Regions from separate parts of the Homo sapiens genome. Here region 1 is linked to region 2. Evidence: chromatin contacts called from ENCODE Hi-C or POLR2A ChIA-PET data. All regions are on one chromosome and are shown on one strand. Each heading gives the region's core, a stretch centred on a gene start or an enhancer-like site at or near the end of the contact. The rest is flanking DNA. Distances are from core to core; before and after follow the strand shown. Region 1 has its middle 6.9 kb from the start of MIR3925. Region 2 overlaps PXT1 (peroxisomal testis enriched protein 1).

What was found. A loop is a pair of places that touch in the nucleus more often than their neighbours do. ChIA-PET counts read pairs that join two places held with the same protein, here RNA polymerase II (POLR2A). Pooled maps may share reads with other maps.
Region 1: a loop to region 2 is called in a map of endothelial cell of umbilical vein, with 15 times the contacts of the local background. The contact joins two enhancer-like sites. A Hi-C loop is called at or near these places in 5 of 168 maps with a recorded cell type or tissue (CD8-positive, alpha-beta T cell, Caco-2, MCF 10A and 2 more), 1 of 37 single-sample maps with no recorded cell type and 12 of 50 pooled maps. POLR2A ChIA-PET finds 5 or more read pairs at or near these places in 24 of 52 experiments (BJ, CD4-positive, alpha-beta T cell, CD4-positive, alpha-beta memory T cell and 19 more).

Annotation. Positions count from the first base shown.
Region 1 is chr6:36,613,658-36,617,483 of GRCh38, forward strand. No RefSeq gene overlaps it. Among named protein-coding and RNA genes, the nearest start is that of MIR3925, 6.9 kb to the right of the region's middle. RefSeq lists an enhancer at 1,408-1,457. Within about 2 kb of position 1,819, at least 8 of the 41 ENCODE cell types and tissues checked have a DNase peak (open chromatin) inside an H3K27ac peak, as active enhancers do.
Region 2 is chr6:36,421,498-36,425,370 of GRCh38, forward strand. The region is part of intron 3 of PXT1 (peroxisomal testis enriched protein 1); the gene reads right to left. Among named protein-coding and RNA genes, the nearest start is that of PXT1, 19 kb to the right of the region's middle. Within about 2 kb of position 1,859, at least 30 of the 41 ENCODE cell types and tissues checked have a DNase peak (open chromatin) inside an H3K27ac peak, as active enhancers do.

The sequences.
Region 1 (3,826 bases), core at 569-3,068, 190 kb after region 2:
TACTACAGAGACATCTTGTGAAAACAAGAGTCAGTTAATGCGGCAAACCTCATTATTGTCTTATTTTAAGAAATTGCCACAGCCACTCCAGCCTTCAGCGACCACAATCCTGATCAGTCAGCAGCCATCAACACTGAGGGAAGACCCTCCACCAGCAAGGTTATGTGGCTGAAGGCTTATATGATTGTAAGCATTCCTGGGCTTAAGTGATCCTCCTGCCTCAGCCTCCTGAATAGCTGGGACTACAGGCCCACACAACTATGCCTGGCTAATTTTTTTTTTTTTTTTTTTGAGACAGAGTCTCATTCTGTCACCCAGGCTGGAGTGCAGTGGTGCGATCTTGGCTCACTGCAACCTCTGCCTCCTGGATTCAAGTGATTCTCCTGCCTCAGCCTCCCGAGTGGCTGGGATTATAGGCAGCCACCACCATGCCCTGCTAATTTTTGTATTTTTAGTAGAAATAGGGTTTCACCATGTTGGCCAGGCTGGTCTCGAACTCCTGACCTCAGGTAATCCGCCTGCCTCGGCCTTCCAAAGTGTTGGGATTACAGGCGTGAGCCACTGCGTCTGGCCTGTATTTTTTTAGAGATGAGATCTTACCATGTTGCCCAGACTGGTCTCAAACTCTTGGGCTCAAGCCATCCACTTGTTTCGGCCTCTCAAAGTGCTGGGATTACAGGCATGAGCCACCATGCCCAGCCCCTGTACATTTTTAAATACATAATGCTTTTGCACACTTACAGTACAATGTAAACATAACTTTTATATACACTGGGAAACAAATTGTGTGACCTGCTTTATTGACATGGTCTGGAACTGAACCCATATATATCTGAGGTATGTCTATATGTGAAATGTGCACATAATGTTTTCTTGTGCTAAGTTCCCCAGCTTTTGAATTTTTATTTTTTTTTTAGATGGAATCTCCATCACCTGGGCTGGAGTGCAATGGCGCGATCTTGGCTCGCTGCAACCTCTGCCTCCTGGGTTCCAGTGATTCTCCAGCCTCAGCCTCCCGAGTAGCTGAGATTACAGGCACCTGCCACCAAGCCTAGCTAATTTTTTTTGTATTTTTAGTAGAGACGGGGTTTCACCATGTTGGCCAGGCTGATCTTGAACTCCTGACCTCAGGTGATTTCACCTGCCTCAGCTTCCCAAAGTGCTGGGATTACAGGCGTGAGCCACCGTGCCCAGCCAGGTTTCGAAAAATTTAAAGCACTTTTTATATTTTATACCTGTAATGGATTCAGTCCTGTGGGCATGGGCAATTCTTTGTGTGCCAGACATTTAATATCTCTGTCCTCTTCACCCTACAGCCAGTTAACCTCCCTGGCCAGTGTGACAGTCATTAAAAAAAAAAAAAATTGGCTGGGCGCACTGGCTCATGCCTGTAATCTCAGCACTTGGGCTGAGAGGCAGAGGTGGGAGGATTGCTTGAGCTCAGGAGTCAGTCTGGGCAACATAGCAAGACCTTGTCTCTACTAAAAATAAAAAATTAGCCGGGTGTGGTAGCACGTGCCTGTTGTCCCAGCTACTCTGGAGGCTGAGGTGAGAGGATCGCTTGAGTCTGAGAAATTGAGGTTGCAGTGAGCCGTGATTGCATCACTGCGCTCCAGCCTGGGGGACAGGAGTCTAAAAAAAAAAAAAAAGAAAAAAAAATGCCCAGCTACCCACTAGGAGGCAGTACTGCACCATCGAGAATGGGCCAGACTTTTTGCCTGAGGTTGCACATCTCTTCAGGGAATTGAGTCTGCACTGACTTTTCCACCATGACAATAATAACACATTAACAAAGATAATCATAACAGTAATTACTGATCCTTGAGCTTTATGTATCAGCATTTTGCTAAACATTTTACATATACATACTACCTACTCACTTAAACCTAACCACTTGAGGGAGGCTCTGTTACCCTATTTTGAAACCAAGGCTTAGATCCAAGACCCATGTTAAGTGCTTTGTGAGGAAGGGGTTTTACTGAAGTGCTGAAAGAATGGGATTTGGATAGGAAGTTGGATATATGAAGAGCCAAGTGCATAAAAACAAAGGCAGGAAACTAAAAGGTTCCATGTTGACAGGTTTAAAACCCTATGAATTTGTTCAGAGCTTTAGAATGGTAGGTAGACTAGTAGAATGTCAGAGCTACAGGGACCTTAGAGATTATCAGGGATGGTGATTTCCTTTTTCTTTTTCTTTTTTTTTTTTTTTTTTTGAGACTGAGTCTCACTTTATTTCCCAGGCTGAAGTAGAGTGATGTGATCTCGGCTCACTGCAACCTCCGCCTCCCGGGTTCAAGCAATTCTCGTGCCTCAGCCTCCTGAATAACTGGGATTATGGGCGCCTGCCACCACGCCTGGCTAATTTTTATTTTTTATTTATTTATTTTTTTTGAGACGGAGTCTTGCTCTGTCGCCCAGGTTGGAGTGCAGTGGCGCGATCTCAGCTCACTGCAAGCTCTGTCTCCCGGGTTCACGCCATTCTCCTGCTTCAGCCTCCTGAGTAGCTGGGACTACAGGCATCCGCCACCACGCCCGGCTAATTTTTTGTATTTTTAGTAGAGATGGGGTTTCACCGTGTTAGCCAGGATGGTCTCGATCTCCTTGACCTTATGATCTGCCTGCCTTGGCCTCCCAAAGTGCTGGAATTACAAGCGTGAGCCACTGCGCCCGGCCAATTTTTGCTTTTTTAGTACAGACAGGGTTTCACCATGTTGGCCAGGCTGGTCGGGAACTCCTGACCTCAGGTGATCTGCCTGTCTCGGCCTCCTAAAGTGTTGGGATTACAGGCGTGAGCCACCATGCCCAGCCAGGGATGGTGATTTTCAAACTTTAAACATAGTTAAAGTTTTTGGAATGAAATCTTATGTAGAATACAGAAAACAGCTAAAAATGGTATAGCTATAAAAAGTATAGGTTCTAATAATATTGGCTCATAAAGACAAGAGAAATCCAATTTCCTTCTGTTATTTTGGTTGAATAGAGAAGTGCAAATGGTAACATTTTTTAACACTTTATTTTGCAATCCCCGAGGTGACAGGATAGGAAGGTCCATCCCATAAACAACCTAGAAGCACAGACGTCAGAAGAACATCACCCCAACATGTTTATAGGCATTTGGTTGAATAGGTTTTATGTGGGGGAAAAAACAGAAAACTTAAAAATTGTTAGACCTGTATATATTTTCAACTCAACCAAGTGCCTGTGAGCCCTCTGCAGCCATAGTGGGAAAAGTCCTTATACTGCCCACACCTTCATGCTACAGATGAAGAGCCTGAGGCCCAGGGAGGAGGAGGGGGTGGCTGAGACTCAGGGAGCCTAGGGGGGCCATCTCCAGGGGCTCGGCCTCCTGCCACCCCATCCGGTGCCCTTTCTGAGTGACCAGTCATGACATCTGGTATGGCAGTGTGCTGGAGCCTGGCTGTTCAACCCCTCACCCTGAGAGGGCTCTGGCCACTTGCCCATCTCCCTGGCAGATAAAGCCTCAGACAGATGGCAAACAGTACTTGGCTCCAGGAATCAATTCAGGTCTGATTCACCAGTGGTTTGTGCCCGAGCCAGCGCCACAGGCTGTCTCCTTTCCCCTGTTCTATCACTCACTACCCTCACTGTGGCCAGGTTGGGACTCTTGAGCAACAGGCAGATACCTGTGATCTTGAGAATTGCACTGACTCTTTTGAGGGTTTTCCAGGCCACAGCAGGACTTGTCTGCCTCATTCCTCTGGGCAGCTCAGAGCATTACCCCATCAGCTGCAGTTTCAGTATCAGGGTGGGGCAGTGGTGTGGGGTGGGGCACCGTGTTACTAGGACTAGCCCTGTTGGCTGCAGA
Region 2 (3,873 bases), core at 609-3,108:
GGAAGGGTTTACGAATAACCACAGAGTTAATTTTGCCACTTTTCTGTAGATTTAAAATTTTCCAAGACAAATATTAGGGGAGAAAAAGTATCTCAGGAAAGTTTTTAAAACTTAAATAGAACTTTTTAATTTCTACAAACTTTTAAAAATATTTTAGAGAGTGTGTTTTGCTACATTGCCCAGGCTGATCTCAAACTCCTGGGCTCAAGCAATCCTCCCATCTCAGCCTCTGGAATAGCTGGGATTACAGAGGCAAGCCGCTGCACTAGCTTAGTTTCTACAAACTTTTTAGACTGGTTTTCAAAGCCCTTGGAATGTATTTCAACTGATTGGTCCAACCTCCTTACTCTTCTTTTAGAACCCTATGCTCTAACTAAATTGTATCTTTATCTGACCAAATCTTACCTCAATGATTTTTGAAAATTACTTTCTCTAAGATGCCTTTTTTGAGTCTTCCAAAATCATGTGATCTCTCACTACTTTGTCTACAGCACTTTTAGTTCTATTGAGATATATCATATCCTACGATTTGTTACAGTCATTGTATATTTTTCTTATACAAAACAACAGAGATAATGCATATTAGACTGTATATTAATATGTATTGTATATTAAATGTATATTGATATGTATATTAGATATGTATACTTACCTATTGAATAACACTGTCTTTAACAATCATTGTAGGTTACAACCAGGCACTCCCTAAGAACTTGGAATTAAGAGAACAAATGTCTCCTGAGAACTAAGGGGCAAGATTAATGTATGTATAGTGGAAATGGGTGAGATGGGCAGTAATTGGAAGGGGAGAGGCTCCCAGTTCTCCCTTGCACAAGCTGCTCCCTCTGTCTGCAACCTCCATCCCCCTTAACCCCTTCAGGTCTCATGTCAGGGGTTGCATCTTGAGGGAAGCCTTCTCTGATCTCCCTGCTAGGTCAAATCCCCCATTATGACATCTAGACCTCTCCTTAGCACTTATCACATTATATTTAACATTGATATGTGCAATTAACTACTGTCTGCTTCCTTTACCAGACCATACGCTCCATGACTGAAGGAACTGGTACTGTTTTTATTTATCACTGTCATCTCAGTACCTAGCACAGTGCCTGGAATATAGTAGGTTCTAGAATTTCTGGAATGAATGAACGAATTAAAAAAGAAAATGTATATCTAGAGGAGGAAGGGTTGGTGAGCCATCGAGGCAAAAAATTAAAAAAAGCAAAAGCAAAGCTTCCAAGCACTCTTAAAGAGAAAAATAAGCTAAACTGTACTCTCTATTGAATTCTACAATTATATTTCCCATTTATACTACTTACACACACATGCACACGCATTTATTTATTTAGCCCTTTCCCATCAGTAATTATTACACTTCTGCCCCTTGTCAAATCACTCCATTCCCGCACAGCAATGGTGGGCAGGGCCTCCTTTTGCTTTTACTCATCTTTGTTTCCCCAGGAGTTTCTAATTTCCCTTAAATGATGTGTATCAGGATGGTTGCTCTGGACTTCCCACGACCCTCAACTCTTCTAAGAAAATGTGGCTTTGAATTCCCCATACAAAAATTATGTATTTTCCCCCGAAGAGTTATGTTTGTATGTGTAGAGCGCCCCCAAAGAGATAAATCTTGGCTTCAGCGAGTCACATTCCTGCCTTGTGGTTTCCATTTTCAGTCTGTCTGTGTCACAGCCCCGGACAGAAGCCACTGAGGGGAGAGGTGGACCTCCTCAATCTCCTGCTTCCTCAGTAAGAGTTTTCCTCTGGACAGTACTTAGGCATTTTCTCAGGCTCCCCGCCAGAGAGCGCCGCCAGGTCCTCGGAACCACCTCGCGCACTTTAGCTGGGCGCGCGACCCGCGCAACCAGTGAGAACCCCGCTCCCGCCCTAGGCTTTCTGTGGTGGAAAAAGCGCGCGCGCGGACGAGCAGGTTAGGCGATAGAGGTCACGTGGGCCAGCTGTGGCCAATGGGGAGCGCACATGGCGACGCGGCCGGCGGCGGCGCGCGCGTAGCTCGCCTCGGGCTCCTGGCGGGAGCGGGAGTTAGGGAGGCCGGGTTCCCGAATTACACACACCAGCGTTATTTATTCTATCAGTCTTTGGTTACTCTATCTGGCGTTCTCGACGCCGTAATAACAAGTTCGTGCCCCCTCACACCGCCCCCTCATTCCGCACATCCCTCATTTCTTCAGTGGTATCATAAAGATGAAGGGGAGAAACGCGCTGCTGCCTGAACAGAAAGGCAACCCAGGTGTCCTGGGCCAGAAGTGGGAGGACATGGGAGACAGCACTTTATTGGAAGATCCCTGGTTTCTAATTGTTTGGCAGGCGTTGAAAGCACATTGGTGGCCCACCAGACTACCAGTCACTAATGAGATTTGACATATAACTCGCGTATGGTAAAACGGGAGTTCTAGGCATGAAAACAAGCATGTACGTTAGCTAGTGGGTTGTTAACTCTAAATCAAGGGCAGCAGCGTTAGTAACTTCACCTGCCTCTTCTTTTGAAGTGAAACTGTAATTAGGAAAGCATTTGAGGCAAAAGTAGCAACGCCCACAGAACGCCTCGGAAGACAGCGATCAGCTTCACAAGGAATCTGAGGATCAGGAGGTAGAGTGTGAAAACATACTGGAAAGAGTTTACAATAAAACATAAAATCTTAGAATAGTGGCGACGATTGCACAACGTTGTGAGTATACTAAAACCCTCTGTCCGTACACTTTAAAAGGGTGAACTTTATGTTAAGTGAATTACGTCTCTTAAAAAAAATTACAAGTTCCTAGAAGGTGTTCATAGGTGACACAATCTCAGACTTTGGGGAATAATTGTTGTTGACAACGGAATTAACAAATGAAGATTCAGGCGGAGCGCGGTGGCTCACGCCTGTAATCCCAGCACTTTGGGAGACCGAGGCGGGCAGATCACGAGGTCAGGAGATCAAGACCATCCTGGCTAACACGGTGAAACCCCGTCTCTACTAAAAATACAAAAATGAGCCGGGCGTGGTGGCGGGCGCCTGTAGTCCCAGCTACTCGGGAGGCTGAGGCAGGAGAATGGCGTGAACCTGGGAGGCGGAGCTACAGTGAGCCGAGATCGCGCCACTGCACTCCAGCCTGGGTGACAGTGCGAGACTCCGTCTCAAAAAAACAAAAACAAATACAAAAACAGATGAAGATTCAAAATTTCAGTCAATTCAGTGCTTTCTAAAAAATGGATACCAGGCCGGTCGCGGTGGCTCACACCTGTAATCCCAGTACTTTGGGAGGCCGAGGCGGGCGGATGACTTGAGGTCAGGAGTCCAGCCTGGCCAACACGGTGAAACCCCCGGCTCTACTAAAAATACAAAAATTAGCCGGGCATGCAGTGAACCGAGACTGTACCACTGCACTCCAACCTGGGCGACAAAGTGAGACTCTATCTCAAAAAAAAAATCTGGTGTGGTGGCAAGCAACTATCAGGATGCTTGAAATTTCCCTTTCTCAAGTGGCATGTAATTCTTTTAAAATTAGATATTAGGTTGAAGTTAATGTTCATAATCCCTCTCAGGTATCTAGCATATTTTTTATCTAAAAGCCTAAAACCTCATAAATTTACCTAACACTGTCCTTTAATGCTCTTCAAAACATAAAACTTTAATTTTCCAGCATTCTGGGGCATTTAGGAATCACACATTTTTGCAAAGCAAAATTCCAAATGTATCTTTCCTTCATGTTCTCTCCTCTAGTGGCAAAATCGAGAAGAAATCTAATCTGAATGTTCCCTACCTTAACAATACTGACACTGTCAGGTCCAATTTAAAGACTAATTTTTATTAAAAGATAAATTTGATCTATTTTAGCCCATTTGGGATTACCTTAATTGGTCGTCACAGC